Regions from separate parts of the Homo sapiens genome. Here all the other regions are linked to region 2. Evidence: chromatin loops called from intact Hi-C (ENCODE). Cell type or tissue: endothelial cell of umbilical vein. All regions are shown on one strand. Links, peaks and the distances in the headings refer to the core of each region. The heading gives the core; the rest is flanking DNA.

What was found. Peaks named below come from ENCODE experiments on the same cell type or tissue, not always from the same donor. Only the 100,000 strongest peaks of a DNase experiment are listed, where the experiment ranks them.
Region 1: it touches region 2 in a loop (11-fold over the local background); 3 of 110 quality-filtered maps call a loop at or near these places.
Region 3: a loop joins it to region 2, with 14 times the contacts of the local background. A loop is called at or near these places in 2 of 110 quality-filtered maps.

The regions. Positions count from the first base shown.
Region 1 is chr14:38,988,314-38,996,184 of GRCh38, forward strand. No RefSeq gene overlaps it. Among named protein-coding and RNA genes, the nearest start is that of LINC00639, 75 kb to the left of the region's middle. In endothelial cell of umbilical vein, for the core only: no CTCF peak of the experiment used is centred there; a DNase peak (open chromatin) is centred at 4,288; H3K27ac peaks cover 2,047 bases.
Region 2 is chr14:38,253,032-38,260,387 of GRCh38, forward strand. It overlaps CLEC14A (C-type lectin domain containing 14A), which reads right to left and starts at 3,062. Exons shown (of 1, transcript NM_175060.3): 1 at 969-3,062. The coding sequence starts at 2,991. The coding sequence ends at 1,519. It overlaps LOC112268136 (a long non-coding RNA gene), which reads left to right and starts at 3,014. Exons shown (of 5, transcript NR_169588.1): 1 at 3,014-3,414. RefSeq lists an enhancer at 2,244-2,871. In endothelial cell of umbilical vein, for the core only: a CTCF peak has its summit at 3,608 (motif pointing right); DNase peaks (open chromatin) are centred at 1,730, 2,350, 3,390 and 4,640; H3K4me3 peaks cover 2,525 bases; H3K27ac peaks cover 3,884 bases.
Region 3 is chr14:38,400,788-38,408,658 of GRCh38, forward strand. No RefSeq gene overlaps it. Among named protein-coding and RNA genes, the nearest start is that of CLEC14A, 150 kb to the left of the region's middle. In endothelial cell of umbilical vein, for the core only: no CTCF peak of the experiment used is centred there; DNase peaks (open chromatin) are centred at 3,454 and 5,214; H3K27ac peaks cover 3,745 bases.

The DNA.
Region 1 (7,871 bases), core at 1,420-6,419, 740 kb after region 2:
TAACCCCAGCGATGGTACCACACAGAATCTATTGTCCTTGGCCTGGCCAGCATGGAAAATATAAATGGGAATACGTAACACAGTTGCAGTACTCTATCTCGTCTCTTAACCACCAGTTTCAGGCTCCATAAAATCAATTCAACAGAGACAGATATTGATCATGAAGACAGCTAAAGCAAAGAGATCAACTCTGTCCATTTCTTCTCATTTTTCTAGCAGTTCCTCAAGGTCAGGGAACATGTCTACCTCATTCTGTAAATCTTCATTAGGCCTAAGACAGGGCCATTCACAAAAGGGGTCCCTCCAGGTACCCTTGAGGGAAGAGAAGGTATTAAAGGATTCAGTGAGTTATTTTCCCTGAAAGTAAACGCAGCCTCTTGAAACAGTGAATACATAAATCTGACTGAGAAAAGATGCATGGGGCTGGGCACAGTGGCTTACACCTGTAATCCCAGCACTTTGGGGAGCCCAGGCAGGAAGATAGCTTGAGCCTAGTAGTTCGAGATAGCCTGGGCAACACAGTGAGGCCCCTGTCTCTATAAAAAATAAACAAAATTAACCAGGCATGGTGGCACACGCCTGTAGTCCCAGCTACTCAGGAGAACGAGGTGAGATGATCGCTGAAGTCTGGGAGAGTGAGGCTGCAGTGAGCCATGATCATGCCACTGCACTCCAGCCTAGGCAATAGAGAGAGAGAGAGAGAAAGAAAAGAAAGAAAGAAAAGAAAGAAAGAAAGAAAAGAAAGAAAGAAAGAAAGAAAGAAAGAAAGAAAGAAAGAAAGAAAGAAAGAAAGAAAGAAAGAAAGGGAAAGAAAAGAAAATAAAAGAAAGGGAGGGAGGGAGAGAGAAAGGAAAGGAAAGGAAGAAAAGAAAAGAAAGAAATAAGGGAGAAAGAAAAAGAAAGAAAGAAGAAAGAAAGAGACAGAAAGAGAGAGAGGGAGGAAGGAAGGAAGGAAGGAAGGAAGGAAGGAAGGAAGGAAGGAAGGAAGGAAAGGAGTGCATGTGAGAAAGTCGTAGTGACGAGATTGGATGGTGTGTTGGGGGATAGCCTGAGAAAGGCCTGGACAACCAGGTCAGGGAGCTGGAACTCTGTAGAAAATGAAGTCATCAAAGGGAACTCCAGATGCACTACTTAATGCTGGAAGGAGACTACAGGGAGCTTGGAAGGAAAGAGAGACAGAATCTACAGAAACTGTCAGGATGTGATTAAGAAAGACAGTGGAAAGGGATGATGATGGCGAGAGATATGATGATAATTGAGTCATAGTGATTAATGATAAGAAAGAATATAGAAGAGGAGGAAAGTAAAGATGACTCCAAGGCTCCCACTCACTTGCCTGAAAGAAGAGTAAAGCCACTGACAAATGGGATCTCATGGAAATCAGAAGGGGAGTCAGTTTGGAGGGACGATGATAAATTTGGTTTTAACCATGTTGAGTTTGAGATGACACTGAAGATCTTAAATGGAAATATTCAATTGGCAGTTTGTTATTTATTTGGAATTATAATCCTTTTTTAAAAGATTGAATTAGTTTGATTAAATTCAAAACAACACAAGGTACAATTTTTTTTAATGACAGCAATACAAAAGCCCACTGAAATAATTAGAGGAATAGCCATTACCAGATATCAATGAGTTAATTAGGAAACAACTGGAAGCTCAGAGCTGGAGCTCAGGAAAGAGGTAGGTTTAGAACTATAAATGCAGGTGTCATCTGCATACAAATATTTTTAAGAATTCTAGGTCAGTCCCTGTGCTCTCAGAGGGATGTCCAAGGGAAAGAATACAGTCACGGCTTCTTAGCTTCGGTTTCTGTTTCTGTTTGGGCTGGTAAAGCCCTTTCCTCTTCCCTCTTTTCTGCTTATCACTACAGACAGAAACTAAAAACCATGGCTTCAAGGCTGCTAAAAGCCTAAAACAAAGCAAAACAGGACAACAACAACAAAATATGGTGAGTTGGACAAGCTTGTTAGGGTGTGTAGGAGGAACAAGAAAGGCTCCAGAATGGGATTAAGAAGGTGGTTGGGTGCAATGACTCACACCATAATCCCAGCACTTTGGGAGGCCAAGGTGGGAGGATCCCTTGAAGCCAGTAAGTAGTTTGAGGCAAGCCTGGTTAACTAAAGGAAACTTTGTCTCTATAAAAGAAGGCAAAAGAGAAATAACTGGAGCCCAGAGGATTTTTCTTGAAGCCACATTTGCACAAAAAGAGCACTGGGTTTTGTATGTTTGTTTGCTTGTTTGTTTTTAAGACTTAAAGTTTTTTGGTAACAGGAAGCATAAAGCTCCCTCCCCAAGTCACCCCTTGGCTCTAACAATGGTGCTAAACAAAGGAAGCCCTCTGCCCTCATGGAGCTAACAGACTAGTCTAGGAAAGAAATCATTTTGCAAGAGAAGGTAAAAGGTAAGGCAAAGAAGGAAAATAAATTATGTAAGAGAATACTTCAGATGGGATGGGGGACATAATTCAGATTATAAAAATCAAGAAAGGCCATCTAAGTGATGGTGGAGCTAAAGCCTGAAGAATGAGTTGGAGGAAGCCAGAGGAGAGAGATGTGCCGACAGAATAGCATGTGCAAAGGCCCTGGGGAAGAAAAGGTCTTGCTATTCTTGAGGAGCAGGGATAAAAGGGCAGGTGGCCGGTTCAGAAAGCAAAGAGGACAGTGCACAATACTAGGTTAAATAGGTAGTAGACATTTTACAGATGAGTCCTTTCTGAGGACTCTTAACCTCAAGAAAGTTAAGTAACACACCCAAGCTTACCCAGCTGGAAACTGAAAGCCAGTCCCAGAATCTAGGTCCGTTTGACTCAAAGTCTATACTCCTATCCCCTCCAGCAGACTTCCCAAATCTTCCAGATTTTAAGACTTACTTGAGCTGCTTGTTAATATACAGTTTCCAGGCCTATCCTAAAACTCCAGAACCAAAATTCCATAAAGAGCAGCATCAGGTAGAGTCCCTCAGGAAAGAGACAGTACGTTCAAAGTGGATAATTTGAGAGGAGCTTAATAAAGGTCCTAGATTAGTCCCTAATACAGGAGGGAAGCCCAATCTCCAAAATCTTCTGTTTCTCCCACTTAAAAATGTAGAAAACATGCACTCACTGAACCAAAGATGATGCCTGTGAGTTCAGTGCCATCATTCTGTCAATTAATTTGGCTTTCACATAAGGGGCTGTTTTGCTAGAATACAGAATTACTACATTATGAAATGCTAATTGTTTTTGCTATCCTGCAAGACTTGCCTGGAATATGAGATGCGCATTAAGATATAATATAATTGTGGCTGCTCTTACCCTATTCAAATGTATTTTTCATCTCCAACAGGCTCAGGTAAGTGGCCCTTATTTTTTTAATTTCCAGCATCCTACTCTATCTCCCACCTCTTGCAGCCTAGGGACTCTTCCCTAATATTAAAACAATAGTGAGACTTCTTGTTTTAAACAAACGTATTAGAACTTCTGCATGCAAATAAGTCTTATCTTTCTAAATAATCACCTTGGAAGGCTCAATATTTAGTCCACATGGCTGCATTTTTATACCAGTGAACTCTTATTAAAATACTATATTAAGATAAACTCTGAAAGAGAAAAGAAGACTCATCAGAGAAGGATGACATATATCAGCTTGCGAGCTACGTGTAAAGGCAGGGCTACATTCTGCATTAACGGCCATGGAGAGTTTACTGGTAAGCAGAAACCTTGGTTCTTCTTTACCACCAGCTGGTAAACCCTCCTCTTAGCCTCCTTGCCAGCTGCCCCCTCTGATTCAGTCCCATTACCTGATCAGGACAGAATGAAATACATAACTGATGGAAGTGTTGCTAAAAAAAATGAGGTGGAGAGGAAGAAGGGAGGGAGGGAGGGAAGGAAGGAAGGAAAGAAGGGAGGGAGGGAGGGAGGGAGGGAATCAAGGGGAAATAAATGCCTTTTGGAGAAGTACCTGAAATTCTGGTGTCAATAAGACATTATTAAGCACTCATGTTGCAGAGTGTGAGCTGTTTATACTTGTAAATACTTGAAGCTGCTGAAGTGTTCAACCACAGTGGGTTGGTTAAATAAATAGATTACGGACTGTCCATATGAGATGCAGCAGGGGCCCCTCTTAGGGGCCTGAAGGCCCCCCAAGCATAGAAATAAAGGAAAGTCTTGAGTTCCTTCAAAGGAAATTCCAAGCGCCAAGGAAGTCCTAAAAAGTAAATAAGTAACTTGATCAGGAAGAAGATAATAGTAGCTTAAAACAATATGCAAGGAAGTTTGAATCATAGGTTGTTTGGTCCTCTAAAGGAACTGAAGATAACATCTAACATATGTCCCTGAGTTGTTTTTCAGAAACCTGGACCACCACCAAACAGATGCACTGGCACACAGACCTCAGATAAGGTGGAACAGAGGACTGAAGTCTGACCGTCGTTCTTTGTTCTAAATTTCTTTGTAAGTGGCCTGGAGGAAGTCACACCCACAAGCCAGAGCTAATACTCTTTTCTGCTGACCCCAAATTTTTAAACAAAGCTTCTCTTCCTTAGCCAATTGCAAATCAGAAAACCTCTGAATCTACCTATGGCCTGTAAGCCCCCACGTCAAGATATCCTGCCCTTTTAGGCCAAAACCAATGTGTAATCACCATGTATTGATTTATGATTTTGCCTGTAATTTCTGCTTTCCTGAAATTTATCCTTGCCTTTAAAAACCCTCCTTGCAAGCCATCAGGGAAGTTGGGACTTAAATGTGAGCTGCTGGATTCCCTTTCCTTGGTGTCCTGCAAATAAATGCCCTCCTTTCTCAAAGAACTAAAAACAGAACTACCATTTGACCCAGCAATCCCATTACTGGATATATATACTGAAAGGAAAATAAGTTGTTCTACCAAAAAAACACATGCACTTGTATGTTCATCACAGCATTATTCACAACAGTAAAAATATGGAATCAGCCTAGATGCCCATCAAGAGTGGACTGGATAAAGAAAATGTCACATATATACACCATGGAATACTACACAGCCATAAAAAGGCACAAAATCATGTCCTTTGCAGCAACATGGATGCAGCTAGAGATCATTATCCTAAGTGAACTAACACAGGAACTGAAAATCAAATACCACATGTTCTCACTTATAAGTGGGTAGACACTGAGTACACATGGACATAAAGATGGCAACAATAGACACGGGAGACTACTAGAGAGAGGAGGCAGGGAGGGGGTAAGACTTGAAAGACTACCTTTTGGATACTATGCTCACTACCTGGGTGATGGGATCATTCATATACCAAACCTCAGCGACACACAATTTACCCATGTAACAAACTTGCACATATACTCCTCCTTGAATCTAAAATAAAAGCTGAAAAATAAAAATAATCACCCTCCCTTCTCCCACTGCAAAACTCAATGTGGATGTTTGGCCTCACTGTGCTGGGTGAGCGGACCCCAGTTTGGTTTGATAACACACACATAACAATGGAACAGTTTGCCATGATTTAAAGTTATAATATAGACCTATCTTCATTGGCGTAAAAACTTAAGTGATAAAAGCAAGTTACAGAACTATATATAATGTGATCTTATTTTTAAAAGATGTATGTATATATGTGTGTGTGTGTGTGTGTGTGTGTCACTGTGTGTGTGTACACAGAGAAAGGAGAGAGAGGAAAGGGAAGATTCTCATTAAACATCAAGATGTAAATGTATATTTTTGAGAGTGAAAAAATATGGATGATTTCTTTCCTTTTGCTTATTTCTATTTTCTAATTGTTTAACAAGGAATATGACTTACTTGTATAAAAAGTGAAAAAAGGCTGCCAAAAAGAAGACCGAGCAGCTGTGTCTGAAGACTATCATCCAAGTTTACTGTTCTATGTCATATTTAAAAGCAGGCAATATTATGCCATAGATACAGTGATAAGATTCATACACAAATCTCTGAAGTCCACATCTAACACTCTTAAAATCCTCTGACTTTGCATCTCCAAAATGTATTATTAACTGAAAAAACAAAATAAAAATGCAGGAAATGTACGAAGTATGAAATCTGTTTTTTGCAATAAATGTTGACTTTTTAATGCAGCATAATTTTTAATTCATCTTTTGTACTTCTCACTAACTTATGTATTCTATCATGTTTCCCCAGGATTGCACCTCTGTAACTGGCTTAGTGGTTTAGTCTTGATTTAACATTAATTATATTCAAATATCCATAAGCATTTTTTTTTACATTTCTACTGGCCTCTTTTCAAATAGTAAAGAAAGATGACCAGGGTAAAAGTGAACAGTATCAGCACCTAACAGCCAAACTGGTGAATATTTTTTCTCCATTCTTGTTAACAGGAGGTTAACCAAGTAAGTCATATAGAAAATAAGCCACAATTGAGAGTTTGTTGCTAACAGGCATGTAGGAAGCACATATTCTTATTCATTATTCTATTTTGGATTCAATATTAACTTCTCTTGGATCACAATGCTGCCTCTTTTGTTTCTCCATTAACATGGTGCACCCAATGGGAACATCTGCCCAACACTAATGAGCTATTCACAGGAGAAACAAGAACAGGGTACCAGGAGCCAGCGTAAAACAATTAGAAGGGAAGGGAGACAGTTGGCTCCTGACCTACACTGAATTGCTTTTAAGAGACAGAAACAGATTTTTAATTATGTAATCCCTTTGTTCCCCATTTCCTTTAAAATGGAAAGGTCAAATACTCGTTGCAAATGCTGAGGGCCAGAGCTGATATTTTTGTGTCTGTGATGACTGGCTGGACTGAAACCAGAAGAGGCACCCTGTTCAACCGGATGGATGCAAAGCATTTTTTCCTCTTTGTTATTACCCAAAGTCCTGTTTGGAATAATTAGTTAATAACTACTGTCTTTCTCCCTTTTTTAGCTCATTTTTCTTTCCAAACACTATTCTAAGAGAAATTTAGTCTGCCTTTGCTAAGAAAGAGAACTGTTTAAAGGCATACAGATTTGGGATAAACAGAAGTCCAGTTAAGTTTTTTTTTTTTTTTTTTTTTTTTTTTTGCAAGAGTTCACTTTGCTTTGAGGTTGCTTTAACCTACTTTTTCTCATATTTTATTAAGTTTGCATTAAATAATGGAAGAGATTTCTTCTCACACACTTTCCCTCTTCCCTTTATGCCCACCCCCATAAGAGCCTATACCTAAATCCTTCAGAGCCCAGCTAAGTCCACCTCTTCAAAAGCGACTTCCCCGGTTGCATCAGTTCCCTCTGACTTGCTCTTCTCTGATTTCCTGCATGTTTCTCTTTATATCATTCACCCTAGCACTCGAGCCCACATTATCTCATCTTTCATTGGCAAGAAATCTAATAAATGGACTGCATCAGTTCACGTGACAGGAAATAAAAAGAATTAAGGCACCTGTGCCTAGATGTTGAATCAGTGTCATTGAAATCTCTCCCTCCTTCTCCGTCTCTTGGCTCTGCTTTCCTTCTGTGTACTCCCCTTCTCAGGCAAGCTCTCCCTGCAAGGCACTTATACAATCCTAGCAGCTGGAGACCCCAGGAAAAGAAGTCCTCTTTCCCAAAGTTCTAGGAGAAATCCCAGGGCTGATGGTAAGAGGTCCAGCCCTGAGTTACATGCTCACCTCTGAAAGAGGGGTGGAGATCAGCTCTACCCAAAATTCATGTTTCGTGAAGAAAAAAGGAGTGGATCCCAGAAAGAATGGAGGGATTCTGACACCAAATAGAACAATGCTGGATGGACACACGCACATCAAAAAAAAAATTTTTTTAAGTCATCCTCATGACATAGCACCATTACTGCCCCAGATTTATGTGTGTACATCTTGCTTCACCTACCTAGAGAGTAAGTTCCTGAAGATCAGAAACTTTCACTGCTCTCCAGCAACTGGCCCAA
Region 2 (7,356 bases), core at 1,430-6,429:
CTGTTTTAATTTTTTAGTAATATTTTATAATTGGTCACTTACGACTTGTAAGTCTATTTTCCATTGTATACATTGTACACTCAAAAACATTAAAATAATTCTGTGAAAATAAAGTGTAAGCTTCTGTTTTCATTCCTCCCTGTTACTAAGCTTGTTTCTCTGCCTCTCTGCATGCACCAACCCCCACACTCTTAGTTTTAAAGTCTCAGCGTACTAATAAAAGTGGGATATCTTCTAGGGACTTTGATTCCACGAGGCAGTGATTTTTATTATGTCTTAATTATTTTTCATGGGAGTGCTTCATTTAGATTACTTTCTAATACCCCCCAGTTATAACAAGATGATAGATTTTTTAAAATTTGTCACTTATTTCTTATACTATTATTTCTTATGGTAAACTGTTTACCATGCCTTTGCCCATGTAAACACTTGTAAGATTATAATCACTCCAAAATGAGCAAGTATTGTTATTGCACACATTCTTATCAAGAGAAAAAGAAAATGGCTTGGTGTTCAAGTTTTTCCATGGGTTGAAAAATGCACAAGAACTTAGCAACTTTGGAGGAAAACCAGCTTACTTTTTCTTTGATGCAACCAGAAGATTGCAAATCAATACTTAGCATTAACATTTTAATTGAGAATTAACATCACCATAATTGAAGATGAGGATGAGCATCTTGATGTTCAGGAGAGGGCTATTTGCTTGGGGAGGTCATTACGCTGGAAAGCACAAACACTGGAAAGGGAAAACGCAAATTATGTGTTTTCCTTGGGCATGGACATAAAGTAAACACTTGAACTGGTGGTCAACTGTAATTTTCTTCCAGAGCCAGCAATTCTGGCAACACTACACTTTCGATTTATAGCAAAGCACACAAGTAGCAGTGACTTTGAAAAGAAAGGATAAAAGAATCAATGAAAAAGTTACTAGTTCTTAAAGATCTGTGTCTCATTCGAGGAACTTAAGGACCTCTCCCTCAATCTAAAAGCAGAATGCACTCTTGCTGCTTACTCCCAGCATGCCCTCAGCTGTTCCTAATTACTCCTGGAGGAAGGCAATGATATTTGAGTCTGGGTTATCAACAATCCTTTAATTTTTTATTTTTATTTTTTTCCCTGGGATTTCGAACCAATATACTCCTAGCCTGAACAACATAGAACATTTCCTTTCCATTTTGGTAGAAATTATTTTTTAATGTAAATTATATTGTGTTCTATTTGTTTCCAATGTCTTGAAAAGTTCAATCACTTCTCCAAATTCTCCGAATAAACATAAGAAAATATCTCTCCCCAGCACTACCCGGTCCCCCAGTATCACCATCCTAAAGGCACTTCCACTTCCTCTATCATCAGGGAAGGAGTGTGCAGTTCTGATTTAGCTCCTCAGTGGAGTAAAGGGAATTTAGAGGAAGGGGGATTTCTGCAGAAATTGTCAGTTACACAAGTAAGTTCCTCTTGGTTCCCCGTTTCATCAAAAGTGAAAAACTGTTCACAGGAGTGCCCATGTCCCCTGTTTCCCTATGCATCACTAGAGCCAAGAGGGGACTCCGCCAGCAAGGCACCCTCTGCTCTGTCCCGCAGATCACAGTCCCCGACTTTCACCCCATTGTTTGTGCAATGTGCAGAACTGGAGCCCAAAGCAGCGGGCTCAGGATCACTCTCCAGGCCCGGCGGGCCCATAGACTCCTTCCTTGGCTGGGAAGAGGGGCTTTCGTGAAAGCAGAGCTTGACAAGCCCCAGTACTGTCATGGTCAAGATCACCAACACTACTACTGCTGTGCTCACAAATATGAAGACCACGGCAGAGGAGGAGTCGAAAGCCTGAGGAGTGGCAGAGGAAGTCGTAGAATTAAACTTGGAAATCACGCTCCCTGATGGGGTGATAGTGGCCTTTGACTCGGCTTGAAGGGACATTTGAAGGGTAGACATCGTGCTCTGTGATCCCCATCGAGGAATCTCAGGAATAGATGTTACTGAATTGTCTTGTTCAGGGACAAGTGGTGTCTCTCCCAGCTTCTCGTCGACCCTGATTGGCCATGTTCTCTGCGGCACGGGGCTGGTTGCAGTGGCCGGCGGGCGCCTGGTGGGCACCCCGGTCCCCCCAAGGGTCGGCTGTCCTTCCCCACTGGTCACACAAGAGCGGCCGTCCTTCCCCAGCTCGAAGCCCGTAGCACATTCGCAGGCAAAGCCTCCCAAGTCGTCTAGGCAGTTAGGGAGCTCTGCGCATTTGCCAGCACGGAGGTACCTCCCGGGGCAGGGACACAACACATCGCCCGAGAGTTTGTCCCAGCGAGCGCCGATTTCGTCCGCGATGCAAGTAACTGAGATCGGGAGCTGTCCCCGGCAGAGCGCACTCACCTCGGTCCCAGGTGGACTGAAGTCCAGAGCGGCGCTGTGCAGCTGGAAGGGCGCGCGATAGCTCAAGTTAGAGGCGGCCCCGGGGCGCGGCGCAGGACACAAGACCTCAAACTGGTACTTGCACAGGTAGCCGTTGGCGCGCAGGTGGCATCGCATCTCCTTCCAGCCTGCGGGCTCGACCCCACCGGTGGCCTGGAGTACCGCGCATCTCCGCGCGGTGCAGGAGCGTTGGGGCTCCTCCACCCACTGCAGCGTGTCGCTTTCGAGACCGCCGGGGTCGGAGGACAGCCAGGAGAAACCCCGCAAAGGCTCGTTCTCCAGGGTGCAGTGGGAACGCCTGCGCTCCAGTGCGACCCAGAACAGCAGGTCTTTGGAGCCCCCTCCGGGCCCTGGGCCTGCCCGCAGGAGCGCGAGCACAGCGCGCAGCTCGGCGCCCGCACGCACGGTGCTGAGCGCCCCACCTCGCAGGATGCAGGCCTCCTCGGCCGCCTGCCGCTTCATGGTAGCGTGGTGCAGGCTGTAGCAGGCCCCCGAGGCCGAGCAGCCAGCACGGTCGGCAGTGGGGTGTTCGCCGCCGCCCGGCCCGGGCCAGAGCGCCTGCCAGAGGAGGCACAGGGCGAACGCCGGCCTCATTCTCTGAGGCCCCGCACGCAGAGCTGCTCCCAACTTGGATCTGTCCCGCTCGAGGACGCAGAGCTGTGTCTGGAGCGCGGTCACCGCCCTCTACAGCTGGCTTCCCCAACCCGGTTCCCCCTCCCTTCCCCTCCGCCCTCGCTCCCGACGGACCCCCCAACTGCCAAGAATCCCCCCGCGGGCCCAGCGGCCAACAGTTTCCCTTAGGCCGCGACAGGAAATGTGTGCGGAGCGCTGCCAGGCCCGGTGCAGCCCTGAGTTATTCTGGGGTCAGGAACACAGCTGGCGCCGGGTACAGGGGACGCAGTCGACTAGAAGGTCAAACACCCTGCTTAGAGCAAGAGGAGAAATTCGCCACTGGGATGAAGTGTGTGGTTTTTCTCCGTTCAGGGAGTTTCATCAGGACCGCAGAACCCATAACACGTAAGCGAACATAGGCAGGAAGGACTTGAGAAAGGAACTGGCTTATGATTATAAGACCACGCCCGTCTATTGTGTTTCTGTCCGGAGCTGTGGAGTTAGCGTCAGAATAATTCGTAGACGGCTCCAGTGTTTGGGGGGCCTGTGCCTGTGGGGGAAAAATATGTTGTGAAACAACTTAGCAACTGCTTTTGCCACCAGAGGCAGCACTATTTAACCGCATATCTCTCTATGGGTCTTTGCTTCTCTATTATGTCAAGAGATTTCAGGAGTCCTAACTACTAAAGAATTTGGAGTTGTTTGGGTATTTTAAATGGGAAATTCTGCTTCTTCCATCAGCACTTGCTTTAGAAATTTATTTTTCACTTCCACGTGTTTCTCTTTGAGTTAGACCATATTGATTCATTACAGAAAGGAAATGTATTTCTAGGACTAAATGAAAAATAATGACCATAGATCTTAACAGTTAGGTTGTTAGCTTTCCTTGCCACTGTATTGGTTCAAAAATTCTTCAAGTTTATAGGTTATACATAAATGAGTTCGTGGCCTTATAAATATTCGAGAACAACTGCCCTATGTGTGATTTTAGCCTTGAACTATTTTAGTATCATTTTCTCCTATGATTGAGTGGCAGCATTTATAATAGTAAGTTGTAAACATCTCCTTTAAGGAAAATTAGAGTTCCTTAAGAAATTAAAATGTTTATTCCATTATAATGAATATTGTATACTGTCAAAAAATATCTTGTAATTTGAAAGATGGGTGAGCCAATTTCTTTAGAATTCCAGTGGGTGTTTTGTTTTAATATAAACATTTCAACTCAGTGGGAAGTGGCAAGGAATTAAAGATGAATAAAGAAGTAAAGGTTAAAAACTGTACTGTTATGAAAGGATTTCTTGTTAGCAACTTAGACAATTCAGTATCAGTTTAGAAAACGTACATTCTATCTTGGTTCATAATGGCCAAATACGTTGCCATCAGAAATACATAGAGAGTTTCAGCTAAGCCCTCTTAGAGATGTCTGATGCTTTTAAATATCTTTAATCAGAATGAAAGTTGCCATTCCATGGATAATGCATATAAGCTCACTTTGTTTTACTGCATTCAGGTTGATGAGGGGTGGGAGGGAAGGTTTCAGGATCACATCTGTATGCTTCCATCTTATTTTTACCATAACTCTCATTCTTCTTTCCTCCTGGAAATTCCATGTATCTTAACAAACAACAGTAAGCCTATGAGTCATCATCATACTTACCTTGCTTTTGCTGAGTATGGAGCTTTGCACTAGGATTTCTCTCCTGCCCTATTTCCCAATTTAAAGAACATTCCTTAGTCCTTCCTTCAGATGTCTGAGAATCACCTTAAACGTGGCTTTGCGTTTAAATTAGGTAACTTAGTGTCTTATAAGAAAGAAACATGAAAATCCAGAAATCAAATTGAATGGTTTTTAAAAAATACTTAGTCACTTGGGCCAGCTCTCTATAGACCATTGCAATCTTATGACTGTGTTTGTAAATGTGTCCATGTAGTGCAATATTTTTAATAAAATCTTTTTCAAACTTAAGTAGTCAATGGAAATTTCTTAGATAGCTTTAAAAATCGTTTGGGATGAGATGAGGTGTCTACAGTAAGAAAGAATGAATAGCTGGAAAGCTTAAGTAAATACATGATCTCACTCCCTGACATTCTGTCTAGGGGAGTGGGATTATAGCAGAGAACACATTGGCCATAACGACTATATGAGAGTACTGACCATGACCATGACCATATCATGGAATGACACAAGAGTTAGAAAAAATTAGCTCAAAGTAGGACGTAAATAGTTTTGTAATTAGTTTGAAATAGACAGTTTATCTGACCAAATTAGAAATGGAGGAAAGTTTCTATTTTTTAATAATATTTATTAAGATAATAATATAGAACCATTTTACCCCCACTGGATTCCAAATGCCTAAAAATCTTATAATACCAAATGTGAATCTATTGGCTCTTTTACATGTTACAGATTAGAGCAACCACTTTGGAAAAATTTGACACTTTTTTTCACTAAAATTGAATATTTGCAAACTCTAGCACTTCCATGATAAGGTATAAAACTAAGAGAAATTTTTGCACATGTACAACAGAAGATATGTAAAAAATGTTTATAGTGACACTATTCATATTAACAAAACGTTGAATCAATCAAAATATCCAAAAACAGTATAAAAATAAACTGTAGTATATTCACTAATTTAATATTATATAGGAGTAAAAATTAGTACAATATAGTGGCAAGTAACAATATGAATTTATTTTAGCAATACAATGTTAATGGACAGAAGTTCCAAAAACGATACAGAGTCTGACATTTTTATACAATTAAAAGAACAGTACTAGATATATGTTTGTGTATTCTTTAGAAAAATAGTTACAATAAAATGAGACAAAAGAAACAATAAACATAAGATTCTTAGTGATGCGCCTTTTGGGTGAGAGGAAAGAGAAGGATGGAATGTTAGGGGAACTAGCAGGCTTGATATGGGCTGTTGATAGAGTCCTAGCTTTTGTTTTGTGCAGTGGCTTTGTGTCACTACCCAAATAATGGAATCTTTATTCCATTATTAAAAATAAATAATTAGTAATGAACAAATAAATCAAAATGGCTATATCTGGATAAATAAGTGAATGGACATGAAGCAGGAATTAAAATTAATTTAATTCTGAGTGGTTGAGTTTCAAAATGAAAAGTAAAAATAAAATCAAAATGTTAATTATGTTTAAAATATATTTTCAGTATATTTTCTTTATTTTATTATTATACTTCAAGTTCTGGAGTACATGTGCAGAACATACAGGTTTGTTACATAGGTATACACGTGCCAGGGTGGTTTGCTGCACCCATCAACCTGTCATCTACATTAGGTATTTCTCCTAATGCTATCCCTCCCCTAGCCCCCCACCCCCTGACAGGCCCTGGTGTGTGATGTTCCCCTCCCTGTGTCCATGTGTTTTCATTGTTCAGCTCCCACTTATGAGTGAGAACATGCGGTGTTTGGTTTTCTGTTCTTGTGTTAGTTTGCTGAGAATGATGGTTTCCAACTTCATCCATGTCCCTGCAAAGGACATGAACTCATCCTTTTTTATGACTGCAAGTATTCCATGCTTTATATGTGCCACATTTTCTTTACCCAGCCTGGGCATTTTGCTCCACCTGAGTGCATTCCTCGTGGCCTGGGAGCATTTCAGATACCCTAGCGCACCTAGAACCTAAGCCCAAGGGTCCGGAGGATGGAGCCATGAGCCGGTCCTGGCTCCCCAGGACTACAGCACATAGTTCTGCGGTGCTGAACCAAGATCACTGGCCAGCACTCAAGTAGGGGAGAAGCCCACATTCTCAGAGCACTAAGAAGGGTAAGATGTGTGATTTCTTGGGCTGGCAAAGGAGCAGGACATACCTCCCTTTGCAGGGACAGTCTGAAAAAGGTATGGTCCATGTCTCTGCCATGGCCTCTGCTAGATGAATCCCTGTGGCTCAGAACACCTAACAAAAGAAATGTAGGCATGGTGTCAGTGATCAGAGGGAGCGCCCCTAAGGCCCAGGAAAAGTCCTAGTAGTGGAGTCACCTCTCTCCCAGCACACCCTGCACTGCAGAGCACTGCTGCAAATGTGAGGAAATACAAAAGAGCTGCACACCTAAGTGCCTATCTACCAACCATTACTCTTAAGTGCTATCTCCTGAATCACAGCCCAAACTACAATTCCAAAAATATTTTGCTAATATACCACCCACTGAAACCAAGGGCAAGAATTCAGCCACAAATAAAGTCCCTGTAAAGAGCCTTAGCCCTCTGAAAACATACAGAAATGACTACAGTCAACTTACATCATAGCTAAAGTAACATCCAACCTTCCCAGACAAGAAAGAATCAGCACAAAAACTTCAGCAATTCAAAAAGCCAGAG
Region 3 (7,871 bases), core at 1,420-6,419, 150 kb after region 2:
ACAGCCTCGATCTTGCTTTGATTATGAAATATCTTAACTCCCTGGGTAATACAGGGATGAAATCTTACCTGCAGCGTTCCCACATTAGCAAATAGACCACCTGGAAAGTGGACTCAGTTTGTGTTAAGGTCAGTAGAGGAGCCAAGCCAATAACCATGCTGACATTCCAGGGGACAGAGCAGGGAGGGGAGTTAGACCACGGGAAAGGGGCTGGTTAAGAAATGTGAAAATATTGAATTAACTCTTGGATTTTATTCTTCTCTGATAAGTTTAACAAGAAAAGCAAGTTTTAGAATGTAACCAACTCAACTTGATAGAGAAATCCTAGAACTTGGTAAAAATCTCATTGGGAACATGTTGCACAGAAAAGTAATGTGAAAATCTAAGACAAAGGCTATGTGTGAGAGGGAGTCAGAGAGAAGGGAAAAGAGTACAGCACACTGGTAGATACATAATTCTTGTCACATTCTGGTACTTAGGTCTGGGTGGTGTACCTTTGGATATTCATTTTATTAGTGTACTTCATAATTCACATATCAGTGATATGCATGTGTAGACACACAAATTCTTTTGCTTGTGACAATTATTGCATTTTAAAAGATAATGTGAAAAAAAACCAAAGTCAATTATCACTTGGAGAGAGTATCATATATGTTCCCTAAAGATCTAATAACTTAACTTATTTCTAGGGGAAAAAAGATCAAACTTGCCACAATTGTTAATATTTTATTGTTTCTATTAATAACAAAGTTCTGTGTTGTGTTTTTGCTTTTTGCCTTTTTCATTCATATTTATTCTGCATTCTTACTAGCTTTGAATAGCTATTTGCATCTTGCTGCTTTCTTCCATCACTCCTCACCTCAGTCCACTAAGCCCTTTGCTCTTTTTTCCTGGCCTGCAGAACTGTATGGTCTTCCCTGCCTTTGTAAACACTGCTTTATAAACACTACTGTCTGTCCTTGTTGCTAAACGGAGAACACAACTTACATCCTGTCTTTCCCTCCCTCCCCATCAATGTACCTTCTTTGTGGTTCTCTAAGTCTTTGTCTCTGTAATGCTCCATCCTGTTCTTTTTTCACTTATTCTCTAAATGACCATAGAGCACATTTTGACCTTTTTTATGTTTTCCTTCTGCACAGATAAGTTGTTTTGCCTTCGGTCTTGAGAGAATGAAAGCTCATGGGCTGTCTCTACCCTGGCCTGGAAGTCAGATACTTTTCTTTCTTTTTTGTCTACATATTATTGATTGTCAATGGTTGCTTTTCAATTTGTTCTATATTCCTTTTTGCCTCTGCCACCAGCATTCTCCAGGACTGTTCCTTAAACTGTGCTAAATATTGTGTACATCCTCTTGTTAAAAGTCAGCCTATCTATACCCTTCCTTTCTCTCTCTCATACACATATTATCCTAGAGTGTCCAAATGATAGGAAAGTCCTTTCAGGTATTATTTGTTGCACTTACATGTGTCTTCTTTGAAGATTGTGTCTGCCCTGCAACTGGAATGGTCAGATGACTCATGAGGATTTCTCTGAGCCTGGGACATGCTTTTGTAGTCTACAAAGGTGGACCATGTGGCTTTTTATCTTCATTGGGAGATACAATAGAATGCATATATCTTAAACACGAGCACAGATGCTTTTTCAATGTTTTCAAATGTACTAAACAACTAGGAGATCTCAGAAGGTGTCAAGTAACCACTTGCTCTTTAATGAAAATGAATACTTAACACGATGGCAGTGTGAAAATGCCTTTATCACCTACTAAAAATCTCTTCATCTGCTTGATCTGTGAACTATACCTGAGAAGGATTTCTGTTATCATCTTCAGGAAGACAGTCTTATTTTCTGTGTCCTTGCCTGAATAAGTCGGTTATTGTCATAAAACACTGTTCCCACGACTTCAGTGGGATGGGGATATATCCCCCACCCCTCATTGAAGGAATCTCCAAGTCATGGGGCAAAGGGCAAGAATATGGGAAGGAATGAAGGATTGGAAACAAACATGCAATTATTTTACTGTTATTGTCTTCAATCCAAGTAGGGCTTAACACTAATTATTTCAGACATGAAATTCTATATTCTTACTTAAATATTTCCCAGAAAGGTACTTATAATATTTTCTTTATTTTGAGAAAAATCTTTAAGAAAGGGGTTAATTAAAGTTTATGTTTACAGGAAACACAGTAGTTAGCAGGAAATGTCGGTTAACCAAGTAATTAATGGCTACCTGTGGTATACAAGCCACTGGGTAGGATCTATAGGAAATGCCGAGTATAAGATAAGGTCTCCATCCATAGGAAACAGCCACCTGTTACAGGACATCCAGCAGGTGCGGATGAAATTTCACATGAGTATAGTAAGTCACCCCTAGCTGTAGCCAAAGCTGCAGAGCAGATGCCCAAATGTCACAGCGTGTACTTTTGTTAGACAAAAAGGCTCCCACCAAAAGGCTTTTGAATATTTTGTAAAGGATTTAGAGATCAGCTCTGAAAAATTAGTCCACTCCAGGAATGGAGAACTCTGATACTCTCATTTTACCTCACAATTGCCTTCACTGGGAATAAAGAGGACCCTCCTATAACCCTTAAACAGGTCCTAGACAGGTTAATAAACAATGCCCTCATGATCAGAGTTAAAATCATTTATAAACTTCTCTGTTGGACTAGCTTGAGATTTGGGATGGTGATTTCTATTTCTTGCCTTATGTGAGGTTTAGTTTCTAGAGTCTGACAAACATAGAATGTTGGGATTGCTGTTGTCTAACTAGCAGTGAAAAAAAAAAAACAAAATTCAACTATATATCTAAGTTTTTTAGAGAATGGCAGCAGCACTAAAATCTAGGATTTTTTAGACCAACTAGACTACACTGGAATACTATTGGAATCAAACAAATGTACTTTTCTAAGTAGCCGTAAATTATACCTAAATTAGAGCTTTAAATAGTACTTTTTTAAGGCCTAGAAATAATTAAAATTGTTAGGGATAGTTGCTACTCTCTTTTCTTTCCTTGAAGAGCTACATCTTTCGTGAGTCCCAATTTTGTTTATGAACAGAGACCTCACTGGAGAAAAGAAAACCTCAGCAAGTGGAGAAAACATATTAATCAGAAGTTACTTTAAGTTAATTTTTAAAGAGAGAATGAAACCTTTCAATTTGTTTTATTGTATTAAGGAAAGAAAAACACCCAAACATAATAGTCAATTCCCTAACCAATAATAAAACAAATTTATGGACCTGCATACAGTTCTAAGATAGACATTCAATACATACTTGATGAATTAATAAGAAAAACTTGACCATTAGTAGAGAAGAGGAAATGATATATAAGCAATGAGTAATGAAATAGATTAGTAAATCTGATATAACTTGATCTTATTCACTCAGGCCTGCATTCTTCATTTTTAGGGTATGTAGCAATTCCTCACAATGTTTTAGAAACCATTGTGTTAAAACTGGAAGGTTATTAGAGATTACAACTCATACACTTTAAGGGATGGAACGCTTGATTAATGTTCTTTTATGTGAATTTCAAAGTTCTTAGCTGTGTTACTGCAGACTATAAATGACTAATGTCTCTGGATTTTAGAACCCTAAGAAAGCTGGAAATAATTTCATCTAAACTTCTCCTTTTTTAGATGCAAAGTCAAAGCCTAGAAAGGCTTGAGTTTCACAAGTTACATTTCTAGCTGGTTACACACTAGGGCTTAGTGCAGTATTCTTCCTGCAGGAAAATATCAAAACCTATGTTTGACCACTGTTATATCTGCCTTCTCTTGCTCCATATGCTGTCTACAAAATTCATTCATGTTGACATGTGTGTCAGTGGTTTCTTTTAATTGCTCAGTAATATTCTATTGTATAAATACACCATGACCTATTCATCCATTTTCCTTCTGATATGAATTTGAATTATCACCAGCCTTTGGCTGTTGTGAATATAGCTTTTATGAACACTCATATTCAAATATTTCTATGGGAATATGTTGGTATTTTTCCTGGCCAAATATCTAGGGGTGGAATTTCTGGGTCAATTGCTGGATAAGTGTATCCTGATACTTAAAAGAATTTGCTAACAGTTCCCAAAATAGCAAAGCAATGACTATAAAGTTTTCAAAGAATGAGTGTAAACTGAGATTTACGTACCCAGCCACAAAATACAGATCATGTATAAAATCCGAAGACAAACTTTTAAAAACATGCAATGAATATACATTTCCTCAGTTCCTTAAAAAGTGGAAGAGAACAAGCTTTAGCTTTCCAAGGTAAAAGGCATGGGTGTGATCATTAAATCCATTTAACTTTAGGATTTGAAATAAAAATAGTAATTTTTTATTGTAGACCAGAATGTAAATGTCTTCATCCCCCACCATATAGAAATGATTATAATCATAATTTTTGGCAAAGAAGGGAGCGGTAAGGGCAGATTTTGTAAACAGGCTGATCTCTCGTAGCCAAGGGATCCAAAGACATTTAAAATGGAAAAGCAAGAAATAAAGCTGTGAAATGTAAAGATAAACACTAAAAAAGCATAATTAACTTAAATTTAGGTAGTAGAGGCGAAGGAGTGAGGAGGGTTAAAATGGACATGTCTTAAATTCACCTCTAGCTCATAATAGGGAGTCAGTATACGTACTTTAAAAAAGAGAGGATTCAGTTTATTGGACAAAGTTAATCATTAGGAAAAAATACACACTAAAATATTTTTGACATAACAAAAACAGAAGTCATAACATAAAATATGGTGATGGAACTAAAAGCAAACATTTCTGTCATGTCAATAAAGGTCTGAATTTTCCTATGAAAAGAAACAGACTCCTATTGAGCCACAAAGCCAATTCTAACTACACACTGTCGTCAAGAGAAACACACTTAGAACAAAACACCTATACCCAGAGAGAACCATACTCAGTAATGAGGTGCCAAATGAATTCAGTTTATTTCCCATACCTTCCCAATCTGAATGAAGTGAGGGAAGGGGCAAAGCTAGACTATAATTAGCTGGGTAGAGGAGACTTAATGAGCTGTACTCTGTAAGTAAATCTACTGATGCTTGTGTTCTATTTGTTTTCTGCTAAAGATCTTTTTGGAAATTTAGACCTCCCTTTTGCTGACAATAGGGCCAGCCTGTCTGTGTGCCAAGCCCTGTCTGCCCTGCATTCTCCCTCCCCAGGCCTCTGAGCTGCCTCTAGATTAAAGAGACACAGGATGCTTATGGCTGACTGAGAAAAATAAGACTAGTGGTGATCTGATACAACAACAGTCAATTTCCCCCTTCTCCAGAGCAGCAGCTGTGCTCCATTTGTCTTAGCCCTTTCCCAGGGGGCTGCCTGTGTTCTTGTTTATAAGAGGAGGGTTGGGCAGGGTGAGTGGAGTAGACTAGAAACAGAAGTGGTTCAACTTGGCCTTTCATGGAAGGGCATGATTAAAAGAACAGTTGCATGAATATGAATAAAATATATGGCGTTTAATTTGTCTGATTGCATCTTTCATTAAACACATGATAAGCTCCAGCAGAAAGTTCTACCTCCAGGGCAGTATTACTGATATGACTCTGCATTTATCTTAGTATTACTATGGGGAACACTTATGTTTTACAGCCTCATGGTGGTTAGATTTATTCTCAGCTACTGATATTAGAAGAGTGATGACACATTCAGTGGTATTCAAGGACACTGCAAGCAGGAAGGGGTGCTTTACTGCAAACACATTTTAGATATTTGGATTATCCTTGAAATGCAGAGCATAAGGCAATAAAATGCAAAACACTCATCCCTCCTCTGCGCTCATTTTAAATATTCCATGGCCAGGAAAAGAGCCGCACAAGATTCAGTGTGGAGTCTCTACTTTCCCAAGGTGAACATTTTTTCTAAGGAGACTTATGGGCTTTGAAAAGAATGAACCATCTGAAATAAAAAATGCCCTAGGGAAATAATGAAGAATGAATGTTAAAATAAAAATGGTCTCAGTTTCTTCCTCCTATTGCATAGAGATAGAATTCTATGAGACTTGGTGTCTGCACATTATAAATTATTACACAAAGACACATGCATATGCACATGCAGATTAGAATTATTTTTTTCAGATTCCTGGTCTGTCTCATCTCCTAACACAGACATATATGTGAAATCAAGTAACCATTTAATTTTTAAAATTCAAGAATTACCTATTACTTTTGTGGATGGCAATAATTAAATTTTCGCAGAATTCTTGCCATCCACTTTTCTGAGTTTCACTTTTATCTCCTTCCTGTTCTATTAACAGAGTATGCTTTAAAAATTTACATGTGTGGAATAACGTCAGGGAACAACAGAATGAAAATTTATGAATCTCTCCCAACCCTCTTGAGGGAGCTATGACTACCTTTCAGATAGACTACATTTCAGGACCAGATCTCAGGCAAACACTGAACTTCACTCTGCTGACAATTCGAAATCTTATTGTGGGTGACTTATGGCCCAGGATCTTATTATATTCAGAAGATGTCACAGGCAAGAGTGTCAGTCCTGCTACAGGCAGATTATCTGCCAGGTACCAATCCCTACAGAAGGCCAATCCCATGACCCTGAGGCCCATCGGAAGCAAGATTCATTGTAGGTGTTGAGTAATGGGCAAATTGGCACCCTTTCTTGATAGTGGCTAGGGCAGGCTCCTAAGCTATAGGACACTTGCCTTAATTCCACTGCCTGCTGGGGCCCAAGGAAGCCCACAGATCAAGAATGGTCTCTTTCCTATTTACTCTGGCCTAATTCTCATGTCTTCTGTTCACATTCTTTTTTTTTTTTTGAGACAGAATCTCTCTCTGTTGCCCAGGCTGGAGTGCAGTAGCACAATTTCGGCTTGCCACAACCTCCACCACCTGGGTTCAAGAGATTCTCATGCCTCAGTCTCCCGAGTAGCTGGGACTACAGGCGTGTGCCACCGCACTCGGCTATTTTTTTATATTTTTAGTAGAGACAGGGTTTCACCACGTTGTCCAGGCTGGTCTCGAACTCCTGACCTCAAGTGATCTGCCCGTCTCAGCCTCCCAAAATGCTGGGATTACAGGCATGAGCCACCGCACCCGGCCTGTTCGCATTCTTAATTTCAGCGTATTGTCAGTCTCTGAGTCTCTGTCTGAGCCATGGAAACCTCAATGCCTGATTTCAGTATGCCTCCTGCCTAGTCCCTCACCAAATGCTGCAAGCCCCAGCCTCACTGCAACCTCTACTCCCAGTAGCAGAGGTCCAGACACCAACCCTAGGCAACACACAAGCATCCAGGACTGCTTGGTTCTGGAAGCAATGGCCCCAAAGTGTCTCAAATGTTTACAAAGAGAAAATCTAGCCAGGAAGATTCACACCCAATGCTTTGTGCTCATTGCACAGAACACAGAAGAGGAGCTCCTCTTCTCCATGTCCACACAATGACAGCACTTTGTTATGGAGCTATTATTTGTGAAATAAGTGACAAAGGAGAAAAAAAGGCAGGAAAGAAATCATTTAGAGGAAGAAGGAAGAATGTAAGGATTAAAGATGAAAGAGCTAGACAGGCTATAAGAGGAACCATGATGGTGATGACTAAAATGCAGATGAGGAAAAAAAATCGCTCTAAGTGGAAGTCAACTCTATATATAGAAGTGTGGAAAGCCAATGATCAGCTAAAGAGAAAATGGACATCTATGCAACTGGATAGGGCTGGTCATGGGAAAGTTTTAGCAGATAATCACAATGTTCTTCCCTGATACAAAATATCAGGAAGCAGGATGGGTGATATTGAAACATGTAATGTATTTCTAGTCTTTCAAAGTATGGATGGAGCAGTGCCCCATGATGCACTTGCATAAATAAATTAGGGAAACTATATGGTGTTCTCAGTGACTGCTTCTCAGTGAA